Regions from separate parts of the Mus musculus genome. Here region 2 is linked to region 1. Evidence: chromatin loops called from intact Hi-C (ENCODE). Cell type or tissue: heart. All regions are shown on one strand. Each heading gives the region's core, and the rest is flanking DNA. Links, peaks and the distances in the headings are about the cores only.

Region 1 (11,294 bases), core at 2,176-10,175:
AGATCTGACTCTGATCAAAATGGGTGGGCTAATACCTAGTGATTGTTATATATGTTTAATAATAACAGGAAAAGCATATTAATAGCAGGAATCTTTCCTAAAATGAATTCTCTTAGGCCCTTGCCTATAAGAGCAAATTTGTAGCAGATTAATCCAAAGCAGACCATCTCAGGAAGATCACCTGCTAGTTAATAGCTTGTCCTATTATGGCTCCTGACAGAATTCAGTTCCTAGCTCTCACACCAGGCTGCTCACAACTATTTATAACTCCAGCTCCAGGTGTTTGAATACCCTCTTCTGGTCTCTGGGCAGCTGCACTTATATGCACACACCCACATACAGACAAGCACAAGCACACGACTAAAAGTAAGCCAGGAGGACTGGTAACTCATATCTGTAATCCCAGCACTCAGGAAGCAGAGACAGGTGGATCTCTATGTGTTGAGGCCAGCCTGCTCTACCTACTGAATTCCAGGCTGGCCAGGGACACAGTGAAAAACCCTACCAAAAAAGAAAACCTTTTTAAAAACTAAAATAGTCATAAATTATGACATAGGTTTTACATGTATGTGATACAATTAAAATCACTGCAGTAAACACACAGGTCAGGTACACGGGGGGGGGGGTGGGGGGGGGGGGAGTCAGCAATTATTTACTCAACAAACTTTCTCTGTGGGACTAAAACAATCCTCTGGGGTCTGCAAAAAGTCTCTGGGGCCAGTGAAAGGGGAAAACACACACACCACACACTCACACATGCTCATACACACACACACTCACACATGCTCACACACACACTCTCACACACACTCACACACACTTGCACACACTCACACACACACTCACACACAATCACACACTTGCACACACTCACACACACACTCTCACACACACACTCACACACTCTCACACACACACTCACACACACTCTCACACACACACTCACACACACTCTCTCACACACACACAGTCACACACACACACACTCTCACACACACACAGTCACACACACTCTCACACACACAGTCACACACACAAACACACACACACACACTTGAGGAATGAAGCAAGATTCCGACAAGCTCCAACAATTTATTTTCTTGTTCTTGTTTATTTTCTTGTTCCTTATATATACCAGCAAAATCTTCCAAGTAATATAAAAATTGCAATGTGTTCGCATTCTATTTTTCTTCAAGTGAAAAAAAAAACTATCATTTTCCCAATTCAAATATTTTACACATTGTATGTGAAAAACAAATTATTCCCAAGAACCCATATACATTGGTACCTGAGCAACTTGTTATAGGTTAGCAAAGTGTAAGCAAGCTAGGTATTTTTCTCAGCCAGTTCTCTTACGGCAGACTGCAATTTACAAAGTTACTGCAAGTTACAAAGAAAGGATCAATTATTATTTATCTTAAAAAGTAATCTTATAGAAATATCTTTCAAGAATCACCAAATATTAACTTTTATATATATAAAAAAGTCATTTCTACTTTAAATCCTCAGGATGCATATCTACATATTAACAATTTTTATCAAATCATATCAGGAAGCAGAGGGCAAACATGGGTACAAGAAACTAATTACCACCTCGATCACCAGCCCAGCTTCAGCAAGAGAGGCTCGTACTATTTGGGCTGCCAGTGTTCTTGTTCCTGACCTAACAAATCCATCACCCGACTATCAAGAGTGCGCCTTTCTCAACTTTGAATTGTTCCCCTAGATTTTCTAGGTCAAGGCCACTCAAAAAAAGCATCGTACTCAAACTCTACTAACAATCTATGTCTCTAAATTCTAAGGATGGTGGTTGAACCATTCATCCACTCCAGCCTGAAAAAGAGCAATCACTATGGGTGTGAGTGCCTACAACACTGCCCCGTGAGAGGCTGGAAACCCCCTCCAAGTTTTTATAAGACTCGTAGTTTATGAGGGATGTGATGACCATATTGGTAACAAGCAGAGCGCAACTCACAGGAATGAAATTCATGAAGTCCTCAGGAAAGCTAAAGCTGTTCCGCTGTTCCTCTTGCACAGCCCCCAGCACACATCCCTGGTACTGTTGTGTTTTCTTGATGATGTCTTTTATTTGCCTCTGCAGGCAATGCAGTGATCTCTGTCATCAGTAATCAACTATTCACTAACCATCAGTGACTCTTCTGACTCCAGATCACCAAGGCAGAAGTGCCATGGAGGAACTCACTGTCTATAGTAACATGAGGCACTTCACAGGGTCTCAAGCTGTAGCCTGGGCTGGAAGGTGGTTTGTAACAATGTATCATGTGTTTTCTTTTCTCCTCTGTCTCATTAGGCTTGTCTTGGTTATATTTTTATAACTTTACCTGGAAAATTAATACACTTTTTATGATGGTGGGAAACAAGTTGCTTTTGTTGTGGGAAATGCCAAGTTCTGCTGTCAAGCAGAGTGAGAGACCTAATATAGACACTTGGAGTACTTTTTCTAAACTCTGGCTGTTCATCTTCTGATTGAAAAATATTTTGCATTTATTTAGTGTGCATATGTGTGCATGTACACAAATGTGGAGGTCAGAGGACAACTCGGGGGTACCAGTTCTCTTCTTCAGCGATGCAGAAAGAGAAAATCAGCTCATAGATTTTGTTGCAAGTGCCTTTACCCACCAAGCCATATTGCCAGCCCTTTCTAGATTTTAAGTTACAGGGCATGGTCTCACGTATATGAGGATGGACTCAAACGTGCTGTGGTGAAGATAATCTTGAACTTCAGATCTTCTGCCTCTCCCTGCCAGGTGCAGGAGTCACAGGGGCCTGGAGACGGAGTCCCGCGCTTCATCCATGCCAGGCAAACTTTGAACAGACTGTGGCACATCTTAGCCCCTTGTACTCTGTTTGTTTAGTTTTACTTTAGACTTTGAGTCAAAAACATGAAATGTTTGAGTAAGTGAGAATGGCCTTAGCCCCTCTTGATCCTCCTGCCTCCATCTCCAGAGTCAGAGGGGTGTTTTTTGATGAAAAGATCAGTTCTCGTTTGTTGTTTGTGTTTTTAATCGACATAATGAAGATAGAGATAGACTCTGTGGGATAAAATGAGATCCCCTTCCCACCAACATTCCTCGCATACTCCTGAGAAGTAACAATACACCTATGTGATGCATCTACTTTCCCTGGATAATTCACAGGTGAGATTTGTAATCATAGTGATCGTTTATGTAATATAGGTGTCCTCAGGAAAAAAAGGAGGACCATAGTCATGTCTTCCATGGATGGCTTTTGAGAAATAAAGTCATTAATATGAACATTTTGGTCCTTAGACAAATCAGGAGAGAAACAGACGCAGCCCTCACTAAAGAACAGCCCAGCATCCAGGCAAGGGCTCAGCAAGTGTCAAGTGGGAACCAGCAGGGACCTTTGGGCAAACTCAAGTGCTTCCCTGGCTACCCAGTATAAAGGAAAAGCAGTCCCAGGAAGGGTGTGAGAAGAGATGGTTAAAAATGATAAACAGGGTTGGAGAGATGGCTTAGTGGCTAAGAGCACTGACTGCTCTTCCAGGGGTCCTGAGTTCAATTCCCAGCAACCACATGGTGGCTCACAACCATCTACAATGGGATCTGATGTCCTCTTCTGGTGTGTCTGAAGAGAGCAATGGTGAATACATAAAATAAATAAGTAAAAGAATGATAAACAAAGGGTCACCCTGTGAGCGGTCCCTGCTTCTGCTTTTCCTCCTGTTCTGAAGGAGCAGGGATAGGGGGCTGTGGTTGTAGCTTTGGTGGTAGAACATTTGTGTGGCGTACAGCCTGGAGGTTTAACCTCTGCCCAGCAAGAAGCAGTGGAAGAGCCAGCCGGATGAAGTCACAACTCTCAGGCTACCTTAGGTAGTATTGCTAACTTGAGGAAAGCCTAGATATACCTGAGAATAGAGAATCTCAACCTAGGAATTGTCTCCAGCAGATTGGCCTATCGGCATGTCCTGTAAAGTATTTTCTTTATTGTTGATTGCGTTGGGAGGGCCCAGCCCATTGTGAGCTGTGCCGCATCCGGGCCTTGCTTGCTACACAAGAAAAGTGGCAGAGTAATGTAGGATAGTAAGCAATAAGCACTCTTCTTTTGTGGTCCCTTCCTTGGCTTCTCTGGAGGGTTGATTATAACTGGTTCCTCCCTAAATTGACATTGGCTAGTGTTTTATCAAAGCAACAAAAAAGCAAACCAGGACACAGGCTCTTTACACTAATTGGCAATTATTATCTAGCTGTGGGGCAAAAGCAGCCCCTTAACTTGCCCTCTTGGCCACTTGGTTTTTTCTAGAGATGGAACAGTACTCCTTAGAGACCTTCTCAGCCAAAACAGTACTGAAAGAACCCTTGCCTTCACCTGTGGACCCCTAGGTCAGATCAGGAGGCATTTGAGAGGAGACAATTCCATTACAGACCCGAGTAATGTGGGTATTAGTGCTACCAAGCACAGAGAAGTTGAGTGGAGGAAATGCTAACGTTAGATAGTAAGTCTGTGCCTGTCCCCAACAAAGAGAAAAGCATTAAAAATTGGGAGCCATCCTGTAGCCCAGAGTTTCTTGGGAGCAGTTACTGCCTTCTTTGTGAAGGATGTTATGAGGGCTGTTTCTGCATGTGTTGGGCGGGGTGGGAGTTGTGTGGCATTGTGGGGAAGGAATGGAGATGGAAACTGGATTTGACTGCTATACAAAGAGACAGGACTGGCTGCTAACAGGCCAGGAAACTGTGGCCTGAGAGATTTGGGGTAGAACACAAGTAAATGGGAAGCCAGTCAGAAGCAAATCCAAAAGGCCAACTCACCGGTCTGTACTTCCTTCTGCAGGACCAACAGAACAACCAGATGAGGGAAAAATGAGACTGGCAGGGATGTGGTGATGGCTCAGACAGTCATGTGATTGCCTACAAGCGAGAGGATCTGAGTTTGATTGCCAGGGCCCACCTTAAAAATCTGGGTGCCCTGAGTTAGGATAAGAATCCCAGTACCTGGAAGGGAAGACAATCCGTGCCCCAGGATTTGTCAGCCTAGACTAATGGATGAGTTCCATAAAACCAAGGTGGCTGGCGCCTGAAGAACAACATTCAAGGTTGATGTTTAGTGGGCTCATGCACATGCACGCACACGGGCACGGTTTGCAGTCCTACCCACTCCTTAACACAGTGGAAAGGTGAAGTCCGGTGGTTTACGTACAATTACACCTATTGCAGGTATTTATAAAGGGGCAAAGAAAAATTATGCACAGCCTCTTTGCACCACTGACATAGATCTAAAGGGAAAGTGATTAATACACACTGCTGCCTCCCACACATCCAGCTCTCCAGGGTACCTGGCTCGCCCAGCTGCCTCTCTGAACATACTGTGATCCTGTATCCAGGCACCACTAGAGAGCAATCCTCGGTTTTATATATATATCCAATACATATATCCAATATATATATCCAATATATATATATCCAATTCATTGCCAACCTGTGTCAGTCCTAGTCATTAAGTAGCTACAACACACCTTTACTAACTCATACCATTTCCTATGTGATAAATGCTACATCCTTCTCGATGGTATTTCTGCCTCTAGTTTCCTCTCTCTGTAGTCTGGGGATGTTCCCATCAAGAGGCACAACTGCAGTGTGTGAGAAACTCATAAAAACAACCCAGTCCCTAGATCTTGACTTAATTGGCTTGTACTGGTAACTGGTAAATAGCCTCAGCAAAGGACCACCCTGAGTAGCTGTCTGGCCTAGAACTCACTGTCTAGAGCAGGCTGCCCTCAGGGTTAGAACACTCCTACATCTGCCTCCCAAGTGTTAGAATTCAGGGCATATGCCAACACACCCAGAAAGAGCAAGGTTAAAACTCACTGGAGGCTGTTCAGACGTGTCAAGATAGTCAACAGCTATTGTTTCTATCTGCACTCTAGTGTGGAATTATTGCATTATCATTCTGTGGCTTGTGACTACTGTTGGGCCAGTCTAGTACCCCAGTTCCCAATGGTTGTGTGAGTGATGTCACTGGCTGGCACTCTGTAACTCCTTCTGCTTTCCTGGTTCGCTTTAGAGCGAGAAAGAGTGTCACTCTGTAGCCCTGGCTCGGGACTTCACTCTGTATTCTGGATTGGCATCGGAACTCACGGCAATCCTTCTGCCTTGGCCTCCCAGGTGGGGATTGTTCTCCCAGCCACTCTCCTGGTCTATAAAGTTCTAAACCCATTTGCCAGTGGCATTTAGCTACTTTTAATTTCCTAAATAAATGACTATTCCATTTACTCCCACATAAGTACATTTTATGACCCAGGTTAAATAAGCTCATTCAAACTTTAGTGTACTTTAATTATATTTTTAAAACATATAATGTGGCATTAAAACTTTAAAGTACTACTTAAAGTCAAATATTTTATGATGTCGATTACATGAAAATGTGAATTGATATGAAAAAGGCCTAGTGAATTCATTACAATGCTCTCTGAGAGTCGTTAAGTGAGAGGGTTATACATTTTGTTCGTATTTTTCTATGTTTTAGACATACATTACACCTTTAAACAGGAAAAATATAAACTATTTAAATATTTTTAATACACCATGCATTACTACATCTAAATGTACTTGACTCTTGGATTCTTTGATTAGTTAATGGCCCGGTGAGAAATACATGAGCAAAAGTGAATTTTCCCTGTAGCCACTAGATGGCGATCATTCAACATCTATTACACAAATTGCTAAGGCCAACCTTGCAGACTGTTTGACACAAGTATTTTCATCTTTCAACTAACAAATTATAATGTCTTGCTTACATTTAGAAAATTTTAAATGCTCAATAAAATGTCGTTGGAATGATTAGTCCTCAAATGGACCTTTCACAAACACTTCTTGTTTATTGATACCAACTACTTTTACCCAATTTGGCACAGATGCCACTTAGAAAAGTGGCAGAAATCCCTTTCATCCTGGAATTCTCCTTTGTTTATACTCCTGACCTAGGCTTTCAGGTGATAACTACAACATGATTACTTAATTTAAGTAGAGAAACTCAAGGTTTAGGTCCCTGCTCCCCTCTATGAATGCTTTTTCATATTGGCAGAAACCTAAAGGGTCAAGTACGGGTCAAGTGGAGTCAAACTTCCAAATATCAGAAGACGGTAGGGAGAAAGGCTGTGGGGAGCCGCACTCACATTTGCCATTACAAGATGGCGCTGACAGCTGTGTTCTAAGTAGTAAATAATCTGCACATGTGCAGGGGCAGTTTTCCCGCCATGTGCTCTGCCTTTCTCGTGATGACAACTGGGCCGATTGGCTGCAGCCAATCAGGGAGTAACACGTCCTAGGCGGAGGATAATTCTCCTTAAAAGGGACGGGGTTCTGGCACTCCCTCTTCTTCATCTCTTCGCCTCTTCGTCTCTTTGTCTCTTTCTCTTTGTCTCTTCGTCTCTTTGCCTCTTCGTCTCTTTGTCTCTTTCTCTTCGTCTTTTCCTCTGCTCTCTCTGCGTCTCTCTGCGTCTCTCTGCGTCTCTCTCTCTCTCTCTCTCTCCCTCTCTGCCTCTCTCTGCCACGCTCTTCCTCTCTTGCTCCTGAAGATGTAAGCAATAAAGCTTTTGCCGCAGAAGATTCCGGTTTGTTGCGTCTTTCCTGGCCGGTTGCGAACGCGAGTAAGAAAAGGCAAGCACTTGAGGAATGTCATGGCACACATCTGTGTCATAGTGATTCTGAGCTGTGTCTGAAATAATGTATACGTGGATATTACCAATGAATAGTCCTAAGATTTCACAGAATAATCAATTGGAAATACAGTTTAATTTTTAATTTTTTAATCATGCATATGTGTGGCTGTGTTAATGTATGCATGAATATGGGTGCCTATAAGGCCAAAAGAGGGTATCATATCCCCTAGAGCTGGAGTTCCCGGCTGCTGGGAGACATCTGACACGGGGTGCTGGGTACAGAACTCAGGCTCTCTGGAAAAACGCTGAGTGTGCTTAGAACTGAGCCATCTCTTCAACTCTGACAAGGATGTTTAGAAATCTGCATTGCCGATTGCATAATGGCCCACGCCTTTAATCCCAGCTCATGGGATGCAGAGGCAGATGAGTCGGTCAGCCTGGTCTACACACTGAGTTCCAGGACAACCGGGGCTACACAGAGAAAACCTGTCTTGAAAAAAATAAAATAAAATCTGTATCCCCATTTTCCACCATTTTTGCATCTAGCGTAATGCTAAGTATCAACGAAGTCTCCAGTGGTTTCTAGAGCTGTTTTTCTCCTTTCCTTAGTCTGATCGCTTATCAATGGCACTCCTTCTCCTTGTTAGATTCACTTTGGTTGAACAATGTCCCGAGCACTGCATCCACTTCCTGGTAAACAAGACTTCGATGAATCAGAGCTGGGAGATGCAGAGCTGGTTTTCTGCCACGTCAACTGGCCTTCTGCTTTAAAAGAGTGAGAGGCGTTACTAACGTCTAGATTGTAGAACTGGATATACATTCCAAGGGTTGTCACTGCTGACCAAATAAGAACACATAAGCACAGAGTGATTTTGTTAAAAAAAAAAACATATTTATTTGTATTTTATGTGTACGAGTGTTTTGCCTGCATGTATGTCTGGGCGCCATGATATAGGTGCTATGCCACTGGAGCCAGAAGAGGGCATCAGATCCCCTGGAACCGGAGTTACAGACACTTGTGAACCCTTGTGTGGGTGCTGGGAACCAAACCCAGCTCCTCCTCAAGAGCAAGTGTTCAAATGTTCTCAACGACTGAGCCAGCTCTTCAGCCCCTAGTAATTTTAAAATAACTTTTCTGGCATATATATATGTATGTATATATGTATGCCAGAAAAGTTATTTTATATATATTCAATTATTACCCCTAAAAGCCCAAAGAAAAGCTGAAATCACTCATAATTTCCCACCTCTGATAACGTTTCTTAGAAATGGCTATAAAACTAGTTTTAAGTGGTTTTGTTTCCCCTTTATGTTTTTTTTGTTTGTTTGTTTGTTTTGTCCAAAGTCTCTCAGGCTCTACTGCTGGGTTAAGCACCCAACTCCAGTTGTGGTAAACGCATGTAACCTCTCTCCAATCCCACACTTCTCCTGAGGGCGATTGTATTGTTTAGATTTATATTGTCATTGTGAATGATTTTTTTGCTTTTTTGGTTTTTTTGAGACAGGGTTCCTCTGTCCTGGCTGTCCTGGACTTGCTTTGTAGAGCAGGCTGGCCTTGAACTCACAGAGATCCACCTGCCTCTGCCTCCCAAGTGCTGGAACTAAAGTTGTGTGCCACCACATCCAACATATTGTGAATGGTTTAAAAGTAAGGGAAAAAAGGAGGGGGTGATCTTAAACTAAATTTCAACCTGCATTTAAGAACTGCTTCTGTCTAAATCAAAGTTTATTTTCTAAGTGGGGCTGTGGTGGTGCCTGCCATACATCACAGCACTGGAAAGGCAGAGACAAGAGGATCTCTGTGAGTTCGAGGCCAGCCTGGTCTATAGAGCAAGTTCCTAGACAGTCAAGGCCACACAGAGAAACCCTGTCTCGTAAAACAAAGAACAAACAAAAAAATTTATTTTCTTTTGTTGTGTTCAGAGTTCATGTTTAAGTGTTTTATTAGTATCTATTAATTATATGCATAATAACGTGTTCCCTTAAGACAATTTCATACATGAACAGACTGTGTTTCATACATTTGCATACCATGTTTCATACATGTGCATACCATGTTTCATATATGTGCATACAGTGTTTAATACATGTGCTCACAGTGTTTCATACATGAGCATACCGTGTTTCATATTTGTGCATACAGTGTTTCATACATGTGCACACAGTGGCTCATACATGAGCATACAGTGGTTCATACATGTGCATACAGTGTTTCATACATGAGCATACAGTGGTTCATACATGAATATACATTGTTTCTTTCATACATGAACATGCAGTGTTTCTTTCATACATGAGCATACAGTGTTTCTTTCATACATGAGCATACAGTGTTTCTTTCATACATAGCATACAATGTTTCATACATGAGCTGCAGTGGTTCATACATTAGCATACAGTGGCTCATACATGAACTACAGTTTTCATACATAAGCATACAGTGGTTCATACATGTGCATACAGTGGCTCATACATGAGCATACAGTGGTTCATACATGTGCATACAGTAGTTCATACATGTGCATACAGTGGTTCATGTATGAGCTGCAGTGGTTCATACATTAGCACACAGCAGCTCATACATGAACCACAGTTTTCATACATAAGCATACAGTGGTTCATATATGAGAATACAGTAGTTCATACATTAGCATACAGTGTTTCTTTCACATGAGCTATAGCTTTCATACATGAGCACACAGTGGTTCATATATGAGAATTCAGTGGTTCTTACATGAGCATACAATGTTTCTATCATATTTCCTCTCCCTGCACGATCTCTTGTTTGTTTCCCACTTCAGCTAATCCTTCCCACTTAGTCTCACTTCCACTTTTAAAATATGTTAAAATTTATTTATCTATGTCTCTGTGTGAGTGTATATGCATGCGTGTGCATACATGTGCATGCATGTGGAGGCCAGAAGGACTCCAGCGTCCTCCTCCACCACTCTCTGCCTACCCCTTTGAAGCCATCACTATCTTGAACCTAGAATGAATTAGCTTGGAAGCCATCAACCTCCAAAGACCCTACTGACTTCTACCCCTGAAGCCCTAGAGCTGTGGTGACAGGTGTTTGTGGGGACTCCCTGCTTTTTGTGAGGGTTCGGGGATCTGAATTTATGTCCCCATGATTGCAGAGCAAGTGTTATTAACCATTTAGCCGTCTTTTCCTGCCTGTCCCTTCTACACCCATCACGTTCTTGCTTACCCACATATCCCTGTTCCAGAATGTTAGTCATCTCTGTTCAAGCAGTCCTCCTATGGGCAGCCCTCATTGCTTCCACATGCAGTACCACTCTCTACATACATACCTCTGCATGAAGACATGGAAAAAAATAAAGTGAGAGAGCCAGAAGGGAAAAACTTACAAGGTAAGAAATGTGGTGTCAATGCTCACAGAATTAAGTGCCACTTCAGTTTTTAAAGCGTAACTAACTTAAGATCACACGTCAACATTCAACACGAATGCTGTTTGCATTCTAGTTCTAACAATTTCCTAATCTATCCAAACAAACAAACTTGAAAATTACACCATCGGTGCTATTAATTGCTGCATGGTATTAAAATGGCATGGGCTTAAAAAGAAGAGACCATAGATTTCCTTTAAAAACACACCAGTTCATTTATTAGCAAGACATTTGTGGAGCCCTGAGAT
Region 2 (11,294 bases), core at 1,063-9,062, 170 kb after region 1:
AAAAATAACAGGAAGCAGCAATCACTTTTCCTTAATATCTCTTAATATCAATGGACTCAATTCCCCAATAAAAAGGAAATGTTTTCAAAACAGCAGTTTGGGGAGCTATGGCTCTGTGGCTGTTTTACTTCATTAACTAGTATCATAAACGTTTTAGATACACGCATTGCCCAGAATCACTCATTTGTCCCCTTGCTTTGCAAGCACGCCACTGAAAAGCTGGGAGTAAACACCAAGGCTAGGTCACCAAGCCACCGTGCCCTTTCAGAACTCTTGCTCTTGTGAAATCCCAGGGTCCTCGTTCTTCATCTTGAACCACGCCTGCCTTCATCCAAATTCTCTTCCTAGCCATCCTCGGTGCCCCTCACCCCTGCTATGACGGAAGCTTACACAATCCAGGGCTCTAGATCGTCAGACCCTTTCCAAGCAGTCTGTGGAATCTTGTGTGTAATAAATGAACCCAGCCTCTTGTGATAGTCGTCTGTGTGGTGGACTGGTGGAGTTTATTCCACTGCAGTGTTTATTAGTAGCTCCAGGCGTGGGACTTGTCACTAGACGTGGGACTTGTCACTAGAAGCCTGATTTACCCTCTGAGTCTGGCAGAGATGTGCTTTTATTTAATGGGATTCCTGTGATCCTGGCAGATGATCATACAAGTGAAAGATCCTCTTCCTCCTCTTCCTCTTCCTCCTCCTCTTCCTCCACCTCTTCCTCCTCCTCTTCCTCCTCCTCTTCTTCCTCCTCTTCCTCCTCTGTGTTACTTTTGTTTGCAGCACAAGTAAAATTTAGTTCCCTTAGTGTATTGATTTCATAAGCCAATTTGGCTGAAAATCAGACAGTTTTCTTACTAAATGGTACCCAGTTCATGTAGCAGACGCTTGGAATTAATTTAGAAGGATTTTTGTTTAGAAAAGTTGACAACTTGTAATTCTTTTTAAAAATGACGCATTGCCTTTTAAATATTTATTTTGTTTTAATTATGAATGTGTATGTATGTGTCTTAAGTTGGTATGTAGCACATGTGTACAGGTGCCCACAGAGGTCAGAAGAGGGCATAGCATCTCCCGGAGTTGAAGTTACTGATGGTTATGAGCCACCATGTGGGTACTGGGATTAAGCCGAAGTCTTCTGCAAGAGTGGTCAGTGCTCTCTCCAGCCCTGACTTCTTATTCTTAGATTCCTCACTTTAACTAGAACGTTATGCATTTCTTCCCAAGTTCTTCATCTTTTGCCTTTTTCTCAGTAGCTTAGAGATGGGAATTATGGGTATGGAGAGAAAGAAGGACTTGCTTAGAGATACTTCCCATGTTCCCTCCTCCTGCTGGCCTAACATAGCCTGCTTACCCCAACATGTCGGCCTGCACCCCATGGACAAAATCCACAGTGTGACCTGGGAGCTGGCCATGTATTGGTGCCTTTCCCTCTTGCTGATCCAAACACTGTTATTTTGCTTCTTTTAAAGGACTACAGAGCATTGCGGTTTTGCTCTGTTAATTCCAGGTGCTCAGGTTTAAGAATGTAATTTCTGGCAAATATTTCTTGAGAGCTTATGAATTGACATGGCTTCAGAGTGGACATGCTGCCATGAAAAACAGTCACATTTCTGCCCGAGGGGAACAGGGGCTTGATTGTCTCCGCCTGCTTCCCGATTCGTCAGCCCCAGGCACACTTAAAGCTGATGTGCTCAACGTTAATAGTTCATATTTTACACTAGCTTTTTTGTATGATTTTCCACCTCTGTTTGCCTTCCTCTAATTCCTCATTTTCAGATAGACACCTGAAATCATAACAGTGTCCTTGATCTTAGTTTTGCATACGTTTATTTGCCAGCAGAGTTTCATTTTTGTACACCAGTGGAGAAACGTCAAAGACATGACAAATATATAGATTCTTTATGCTGCTTATCCCGAATATGAAATGGGGAAATTCTGAAATAACATTATCAGAATTATGGTCTCAGTCTCCTATATTTTTTTAAAGAGCCTAAACAGGCCTGAGTCGCTGGGCATTCATATGTCCTTACCAGGGATAGCTTTTATAATTTTCTTTTTCTTCTAAGAGAAGAAGACTATTTGTATATTCTATGTTAGTTTATGTACTTTATGCTGCTCTCCTACTAGATTTTAAGTAAAGATAGGAACCGTATTAGTGAATTTTTCATAACTCTGACATAGAGCCTAAGAAAATCAATTTATAAGCAAGAAAGGTTGCCCTTGGCCCACTGTTTCAGTACATGCTAATTTGCCTCTGGTTCTGGTGGACCTGTGGTACTTGAATTAGATAGGTTTAGCAGTGCCATGACCAAAACGATTTAAGCTTGGAAGGATTTATCTTGGCCCACAGTTTGAAGGTGTTGCCCATCACGTGAGGCAGGCGGGGAGGCAGGTGCGTGAGGCAGCTGGTCACATCGTAGGAAGCAGACAAGAGACATGCTGGTTCTCAGCACACTCTCTTCCTTTTGTTTAGTTGGGGACCCTAGTCCATGGAATATTGCCACCTGAGTTCAGGATGGGTCATTCAGCCTTAGGTAAGCCTCTTTAGAAATGCCCCCACAAATACAGCGAGAGGCACGTCTCCTAGGTGATTCTAAATCAAGATCACCCACCAAGGTGATGTAGTCTCCCATCAGTTTCCCCACAGACACCTGTGGCAGGAAATGACTATTTCCATGTGTTTTGTTAGGGTTTCATTGCTGTGAAGGGACAGCATGGCCAAAGTAACTCTTATGAAAGTAAACATTTAACGGCAGCTGGCTTACAGTTTCAGAGGTTCAGTCCATTATCATCATGGAAGGAAGAGCCAAGAGTTCTACACCTTGATCCAAAGGCAGCCAGGAGGATGCTTTGGATCACACTGGCCAGATTTGAGCATCTATATGAGACCTCAAAGCCCCGCCAATAGTACCAAAGGCCGGTGGTGTATATACACACAGTCTTTAGGGAACACTTACCTAAACCACAGCAGGAATCATATCTGTTTTGTCTCCTATAGAATAAATGTATAGAACTGCCCTATCCTTCATGGGAGGCATTAATCACATTAGCAATTTATGTTTACATTTAAGCTGATTTAATAAAAATATAATGGCCAGTTCCTGGGGAATCTTGGCTTTCTACATCGTGAGCGCTCAGCTCTGTGCTGAGTGGTTCTGATGTAACGGATTCTTCAACTCTGAGCCCGTCATTGTACTTTACCCCGGGTAATCACAGCACTCAGGAGACTAAGAGAGGAGACACGTTGAGAGTTCAAGACCAACCTAGTGAATTCCAGGATAGCCTGAGCTATAGAATGAGGCTCTGCCTTCTAAAACAGCCACTGCCACCACCCCACAACAACACAGGCTGGGAGAAGGCTCGGCGTTAAGAGCACCTGTTGCTCTTGCAGAGAACAAGAGTTCAGTTCCCAGCAACAACCTCAGGCGGCTGTAGAACTCAGACGGGCACATCTGATGAGTGAATGGGTTAGGGCTTGGGTTGGCTGGTGCTGATCAATGCTGGATGAATATTGAGTACTGATTTACCAAGGTCATTTTGACTTTAACTTTTTGCTGTTGGCATTGCTTAAGCCCTAGTACTGGATTGGCCATTAGTGAAAACAAAATACTAGTATTTAATAGCACTTAAAAGCATAACTTGGGGCAGCCCTCTTATGGGATAACTATTGGCATCATGGCCAAGTCATTTTAAAATTTTATAAATAACTTTTATAAGTCCCACAACCATTAGAATGGCAATAAGCGGTTTTAATGGCCTCTTTAAGTTGGTAAGAATTAAGTAAAATAACACAATTTAAGTGCTTGGCACAGGGGCTGGCATACTTAAATTCTAAATAAATGAGCATTACTGGGATTAATTTAATGAAGTGGTGAGCTGGACCTATGATTTCTTCAGGCTATGCGTGTGGACGTTTTCTGCTGTTGTGTTAACTTTGAAGTTTGGGGAAAGGTTTTCCTTCCCACAATAAAAGCCATATTTACTACTATTTATTAAGAAGTAGAATATGTTCATGACTTAAAAGACTTTATTCTCTTTTTTCCTTTAGAGTGTGTGTGTGTGTATGTGTGTGTGTGTGTGTGTGTGTGTGTGATGTTTGATGCTACATGTATGGGAGTCTTCACCTGGAGTTACGGGTGACTATTACTCATCCCATAAGGATGCTAGAAACCAAACTCTGGTCTTCTGCAAAAGTAGAAAGCACTCTTAACCACGTCTAGGTCCCTACACAGTTTCATATATACACAAAACGCGCTTATATACATATATATAGTACACATAAGCACACATGTATATAGAGAGTGGCAGAAGCATGGGGGAGGAGAGGGAGAGATGGAGGTGGGGAGGGAGGGAAAGAGAATGTATTGTATTATACGTGTTCTCTATTACTCTGTGGTACCTCGTTTCTTTCCCTCAGAACCTCTTCTTCCTAATTAGTCCTCGGTGGCTACACCGTCAGAGAAAATGGCACCCCTTCCTTCAGTGACCATTAACAGACATTTACAAGAGCCAGGCCATATCTGGGTGACAGCATCTCATGCCCCTCATTTCTATTCTTCAGTTCTTAGTTTCCTTCTGCCCTGTCTTTCCTGGGCCGTGGAGCACGGTGGGAGGAGCACGGTGGGTGGAGCACAGTGGGTGGGGTGTGACGCATCCCATTTGAGGCCGTGTGCTCATCGGCCACTCTTTTCAGCACTGACCCAATAGAGTCTCACCATCAACTATCATCACCCTGGGCACGAAAGGAGCTTTGCAGCCCCAGGCTAAAGTCGCATCAGCCTGTGGCCAGGCACATAAGTGTTTAGAAGGCACTTTCAACAATAGATCCTAACTTACTGGCCTTAATTAACTTTTTTTTTCAATTGTTATGACTGCATGAATAAGTAAATGTACCTGGAAGATTTTCTTAGGACTTTGACTAGCAGTGTGAATGCAGAGCTATCTCCATGCTTGTTTTGGGTTAACTCCTAAAGAATGGGCTCCAAGTTTTACTCACTCCCATGGGCTTTACCTAACGCAAGCATGCAAGCAAGCAAGCAAGCCAACAACACAGCTAATAATCAAAACCGTAAATAACCAATTCTACACCCAAGGGTGAATTTCAGGCTTCCTTTAGACTCCTGCTCCTGGGACACGTTTAAAGCTCGGACTTATTTCCTAGAAGAGTATCGCAAGCTGACGCTTGCTTCCTCATGAGCCAGCAGCCCTGTTTCACTGGGGTACTGCTTCACTTGGGCGCTTTGGGTATTTCCTGGGGTTGGAGAGCAGTGCCTGTTGACATAATAACACAAGGCAGCTCAGCATATGCCAACACATCAGCTGACTCTGACGGACACAGATGTCCTTGTGTGTTCCTTCACCCTGGTTGCTATGGCACCTTTATTTTAGTATAAACTTGTACTCATATTTCATAGTCCACCTGGGTGGCTCAGGTTCACGGTGGAGGTGACTTTTCTCCTGAACTTTCCACGAACTAATAGTTAATGTTTAAACTACCAAACTAGAGAAAATGGCAGAATTAGGGCCATAAACATATAGAAACCCAGTAGCTAGTGGGACCCAAGAAACCCGTGGGTTTTTACAATCAATCTGGGCAGCCAGGAATATCTTTTTATGATAAATAAAGGAGATGACCCGGAAAATTAGATAAAGATGCTAGGAAATTAAAAACAAAGGAGAATGCAAGAAGGACAGATGCTTATTCCAAGAGCCTTTATTATACAGTGGGAAGGGTTAGAAAACTTAAGGAAATAAACAACAAGGCATTGCATTTCAGGTGGAAGCTAAGGGGAAGTTGTTGATGATACCCAGCAAAACCAAGAGTGGAGAGAGAATATTAAATTACAGGGCCAGACATTGTATGTGAAAGAAGTGTCTTCACAGGAGGAATGAAAGTCCCAGAGGAAAGTAGACACTAGATTTTCTCTGTCTAACACAAAATCTTTCTAACAAAATGTTCGGATGCTTCTAATTGTGTCCGACACGATTTCCTTAATTCAGTCTCATTCAGTTTTGATCTGACTGTGATTTGCTCTCAGTGGTACTAATCTCACGTCCCCTGCAGCCTCACCACTGATGACTTCCTGTAGCAGAAGTCCTTCTTCAGGGATCATAGTGGAGGGGTGCCTGGCCATCCCTGTCCTCCATGCCTGACTCAGCCTCAGGGCCTAGGGAAGGACCCAGTGCCTGGCCCTTCCCAGCTTCAGGGTGTCGCCCTGCATTCTGTCTGCCTGTTCCGGGTACCGCTAACCATCCTTGGATGTCTCTCTCCCTCAGTGTGCATTATGAAGTCTTTATCTTGCCTGCCTTCAATTCTGTTGGTTTTGGAAGCTGTTTTGCTTTCTAGACCAATTCTTGCTTAGTTCTTCTTGAATCTTGTACTCTGCTCTCTTTGCAGTATGTGTGTGTGTGTGTTGTATGTTGTGTTTTGTGTATTGTGTGTGTGTCTGAGTGTGTGTGACTGTATGTGTGTTTCTGTATGTGTGTTTATGTCATGTATGTGTGTTTATGTCACGTGTGTATATTCACACAGAAGCCAGAAAAGGGTATCAGATCTCCTGGAGCTGGAGTTACACACATTGTGAGAAGCCTGTTTTGAGTCTAGAATTGGTTCATCTGAAACAAATAGCAGGTGCACTTAAAAAATTAATTTTATTATTTTTAAATATAAATGTGTATGTTTGTGTGTGGGCCGGGTGGTAAGTGTATGTGATTTCCCACAGAGGCCAGAGGCAGGAGGTTTTAGACAACCACCACCCTCCCCTAACCTGAAGCCATCTGACATTTGTGCTGAATGTTGGCTACCACACTCAGGTCCTCTGGAAGAGAAGGAAACTCAGTTACGAGCCATCTCTCTGGCCTGCAGAGCCCTGATAACTGCAGAGACATTTCTCTAGCCCCCGAATCCTTTCTCTTACTCCCTCCCACGAGCATTCCTTCATAAGATAAGAACATTTTAGAGGATCTGTTGGCAGCTCTTGGTTAGCAGCGAATCCAGGAATCTGCTTTAGGTTTGATTTGTCTTCTTAGTAGGAAGAGAACTTGGGCCTCCCCTGTACCTCCTAGCCAGAGTTAAAGTGGCCTTTTGCTTTCTCTCTCTTTCTCAGTTCCTTTTAACTGCCAGTGTCCTAACCACTGAACTTAGAGGCCCTCATCCATTTTTTTTTAATGTATTGAGCATTATTTTGTGTATTTGTGTATTCATTGACGGACCGTGTATGCTATAGTGTATAGGGGTATGTATGTGAAGGTGTGGGGGTGTATGTACATGCCATGGTGTGTGTATGGGGGTTGGGGTATAGATGTGGTTGTAAGTAACAGGGTGTGTGTGTGTGTGTGTGTGTGTGTGTGTGTTGTATGTAGGAGTGGGGTGGGTATAAGTGTGGATATAAATGTGGTTGTAAGTACTGGGCTGTGTTTGTATGTGTGTGTGGGAGGATGTTTGTGTACATGCCGTGGGGTGTGTATGGGTAAGTAGGTGTGGTATATAAGGGGAGAGGTTATAGGTGTGTGTGTGTGTGTGTGTGTGTGTGTGTGTGTGGTGCCCTGACAACTCTTGGCTGCCTGACAGTTGTCAGTGCTCCCCTTCCCTGGTGTGTTCCAGGGAGCAAACGGAGGCTGACAGGTTTGAGGGGCAAGCACATTTACCTGCTGAGACATCTCACTGGTCCCATACTAATTTCTAATAGCACACTGAGACACCTTGATGATTGAAAATAAAGGGAAAACATTTGAAAACATGTATTTCTGTCTTTGTGAGTACAGTATCAAGGCACAGAATGATCTGGAAAGGGAGTCGTCCACATGACTCAAAAGTTTCATGTTTTCTGGTACTTGCTGCTGTGGACTTAGAATGTTAGACATGGTGACCTCAGCACACTGTGATAGCTGCAGTTCTGTTCTCCAAGTGAGTGGGGCCCAATACAGCCACGGTGCCAGCAGCTGTCACTGTGATGCTGAGAAGGGACAGATTGTTGTAGCTGGCCACCCATTCTCTCAGAATATTCAGTACCTCAGCAGGAAGGCAGGCAGGAAGAGATGAACCCAAACCATGAAGACTTCTCTCCTTTTGGTTTTGCAGTGCTAGAGACCAAATCCATGCTATGCTCCTCCACCATCAGACTATACTCCTTACCTGGACATAGCATCTTCTTATATGATACATGGGATGTGTTCTGGGGTGATGTGCACATCTGCATTAGGCTTCTATATAAAACCTTATTAACAGTCTTAAAAGACAGAATTTCATTGTTTTGGCAAAAGGAGTCTGTGACCTAGTAATAAGAGTTTTAGCTGTACACTGGTGGAACGTTCCTTTAATCCCAGCACTTGGGAGGCAGAGGCAGGTAGATTTCTGAGTTCGAGGTCAGCCTGGTCTACATAGTGAGTTCCAGGACAGCCAGGGCTATACAGAGAAATCCTGTCTCAAAAAACAAAACAAAACAAAACAAAACAAAACAAAACAAAACAAAACAAAACAAAACAAAAGAGTTTTAAAGTGAAATCACCTTAGGGGAATACACTTAGGACTTAGAAACATGGAAAGATTTCAGAACACCAGCGGCTGGAAGATGCCAGGAGCTCTTTGTAGGTTTGATCATTTGTAAGGATATGCTGTGCAATCCAGGTGACATAACTCACGCCTTCGATCCCAACAGTTGGGGGATTTCTGTAGCATTGAATTCAGGATTAGCCTGGGCTACATACTGAGTTTCGGGTCAGTGTGGGCTGCAGAGGTAGAAAACTGTCGCTTGCTTTGTGAAGCACTGATGATCACAAGGAATTGAAGCTGAATCCTCTGTAGTATAGTGTTCACCACTAATGTCCCTTGCTCTAAGTGTGGGTCTAAACCTATGGGTTGTGACCCATTTAGTGGTCGTGTTATCAGATAACCTATATATCAGATATTTATAGGATGATTCATAACAGTAGCAAAATTAAAGTTATGAAATAACTATAAAATAATTTTATGCTTAGGGGTCACCATATCACGAGGACCTGTGTTAAAGGGTCTCGGCATTAGAAAGGTTGGGAACTTGTGCTAAGATCAATCATGCTGAAAGAGAAAGATAACCAGCAAATGCTACATCTCATCTGTGGCTGAAGTGCCTCTCACAGTGCCTGTAAAAGCCTAGGACTTGCTCTCTTAGAATCCATTTACACATCAGAATGGGATGCGAATTCAGACTTGTCAATCTCCTTAAGAACTTCTTAGAGCATGAATCGCTGCCTTCCCACGCTCCCTGTGTCCGTCAGACCCGGGTAGCTCTTCATTTGCTTGCCTTTGTTGAGGGAAAATGTTGAACTGTACAAATGTAGTCAGTGTCACTGCCAGGGAAAAAAGTGGTGCCTAACAGTAAAAAATGTGGCACATGAGATCTCTGGTGACATTTGATATGCAGTGCTCAATGAAGCAAGTCACTGGAGGAGTCTCTGCAGTAGACCTCATGGCTGGTCAATGAATACTAGGCTTCAAGGTTGATAACAGGAGGCCGACATTGAGAAAAAGTGTTGGGGGATGAGTTGTGGCGAGTGGGGTGACTTTCCTCTCTATTTCTCACTCCTAAGTACTGGTCCCCAGTATGCTTATGGCTAGAAAATGAATTGTCACAAAGTCTCTGCTTTGTCTTCTCCTGGTTGACGAAGACCACGGAGACCTCCTGCCTCCTTAGGAATTGGAACAGCAGAATCTTTCTTTCACTCCTGGAATTGTTGAACTTCTTAGACGAAGCTTCCTTCTTAAAATTCTGCTCGTCCTGTGGTAGTGCTCGCTGAGGTCTTTTGTTCAGGGTTGGGTCTTGCCCATGCCTTGGTTCTCCTGACTGCTTTTTTTTTGAAAATTGGTATTCCGTCCCTAGTGCAGAACTAAAGTATAGCCCCGTTCCTTTCTGAATCTCTTGAAACAGGTCTTTCACGGGAGAGAAATAATTGGGTTTCTAGCCAATGGATCGGAGCTCTTTTTTATTCATTTATTTCCGCTTAATTAATAAAGACACAGAATAAAGAAAGAAATGGGTGAGAATAGAATAATCTCCCACGGAAGAAAATTCTAAAAATCAGTGAAGGCACCCCCTCCTTGAGTTGTGGAGTCTTTCTGTGAAGCAAGACAGTAACTTCCTGTTACTAGCCTTGAAGGCTAGTATTCAGTACTCTGCTTTGACCCACAGAGTGGCTACTTTTCTAGAGCCACACAATGGGAAGGAGGGAAGCCACTTAACAGTGGGAACCCAGGAAAGATCCGAGTCCATGACTGATGTGACCACAAGTGACAAACCACAAGCCAATACTGTTGATGTGATGAGATGAAGCCAAGATGGCACATCTCTGTGTCTCCTGTGGTTGAGTGAAGCTCTACAGACTCTGAAAGGAGTCAGAAAGGATTCAGGGTCACTGGGATGGGTTGCCATGTATATGTTGCCATTTGGATAAATGCTTTGCAAATGTAGTCAAGACGAAGTCAGACTGTCCGCATGAACCCCAACTGTCCCTAAAAGAAGGGGAAAATTTGGACACAGTGTGTCCTGTGACAGGTAAAGCCTTCAGACCTGTCAGAGGAAGCTTAGCCTACAGATAGCGCTGTTTTCAGAGAGTCAAGTGAAAGAGCCTGTGGTGTCTTAAGGCAGTTTGTAATAAGCTGTTTCTGGTAGACCCAAGAGTCTAATAGAGTCTAATAGAGTCCAGAAGCTAAGGGGAGTGGGGAGATATCTGTCTACAGGAGCCAGGACATGTAAGGACTAAGCATGACACAATGCTGCGAACCTTATCCTGGAACAGACAGAGAGACATGGGGTCAATAACTGAAAGACCCACAACGTGAGGACTCCCCCACGTTCTGACTCAGGAGGGGCGACACCCCAAAATCACCCACGAGAAACGGTCTTGCTGCAAATTGCAAGAGGATTTTTATTCAAGAGCGCTCTCGGGCCCACGGTCATACACCACGCAGGGGTAGAGGACCGTGGCACCCCGAGTAGCTGAGTAAGGGGGTATTTAAAGGAAAAAACCACAACTTAAGGAAGTGGGGAGGGCGTTGTTGGAAGATACCAAAGATACCAGATAAGAGTCACAAGGAAGTACAAAGTCACAGGTGTCACAAGGAATACCTGGTAATTGTTAACTCTCAAGACAGTTTCTAAGAGCCCCTAACAATAGCACATTTGCATTGCAGCTTCCGGTAATGGTCAGGGTGACTTTCTTTGAATGAATACTCCTTGAACTCAGGAAGTGGGTGGGTGGAGGAATGTCACTATCTGTTTTATGATTAGCATACCTTGGAGCACTGAGTTTACTACTCTTTCATAG

Evidence for each region. Peaks named below come from ENCODE experiments on the same cell type or tissue, not always from the same donor. Only the 100,000 strongest peaks of a DNase experiment are listed, where the experiment ranks them.
Region 2: a loop joins it to region 1, with 2.3 times the contacts of the local background. A loop is called at or near these places in 4 of 42 quality-filtered maps.

Annotation. Positions count from the first base shown.
Region 1 is chr6:137,719,466-137,730,759 of GRCm38, reverse strand. No RefSeq gene overlaps it. Among named protein-coding and RNA genes, the nearest start is that of Strap, 10 kb to the left of the region's middle. In heart, for the core only: a CTCF peak has its summit at 6,656 (motif pointing right); no DNase peak of the experiment used is centred there.
Region 2 is chr6:137,544,396-137,555,689 of GRCm38, reverse strand. All of the region lies in intron 2 of Eps8 (epidermal growth factor receptor pathway substrate 8), which reads left to right. Among named protein-coding and RNA genes, the nearest start is that of Eps8, 99 kb to the left of the region's middle. In heart, for the core only: no CTCF peak of the experiment used is centred there; a DNase peak (open chromatin) is centred at 5,299; H3K27ac peaks cover 227 bases.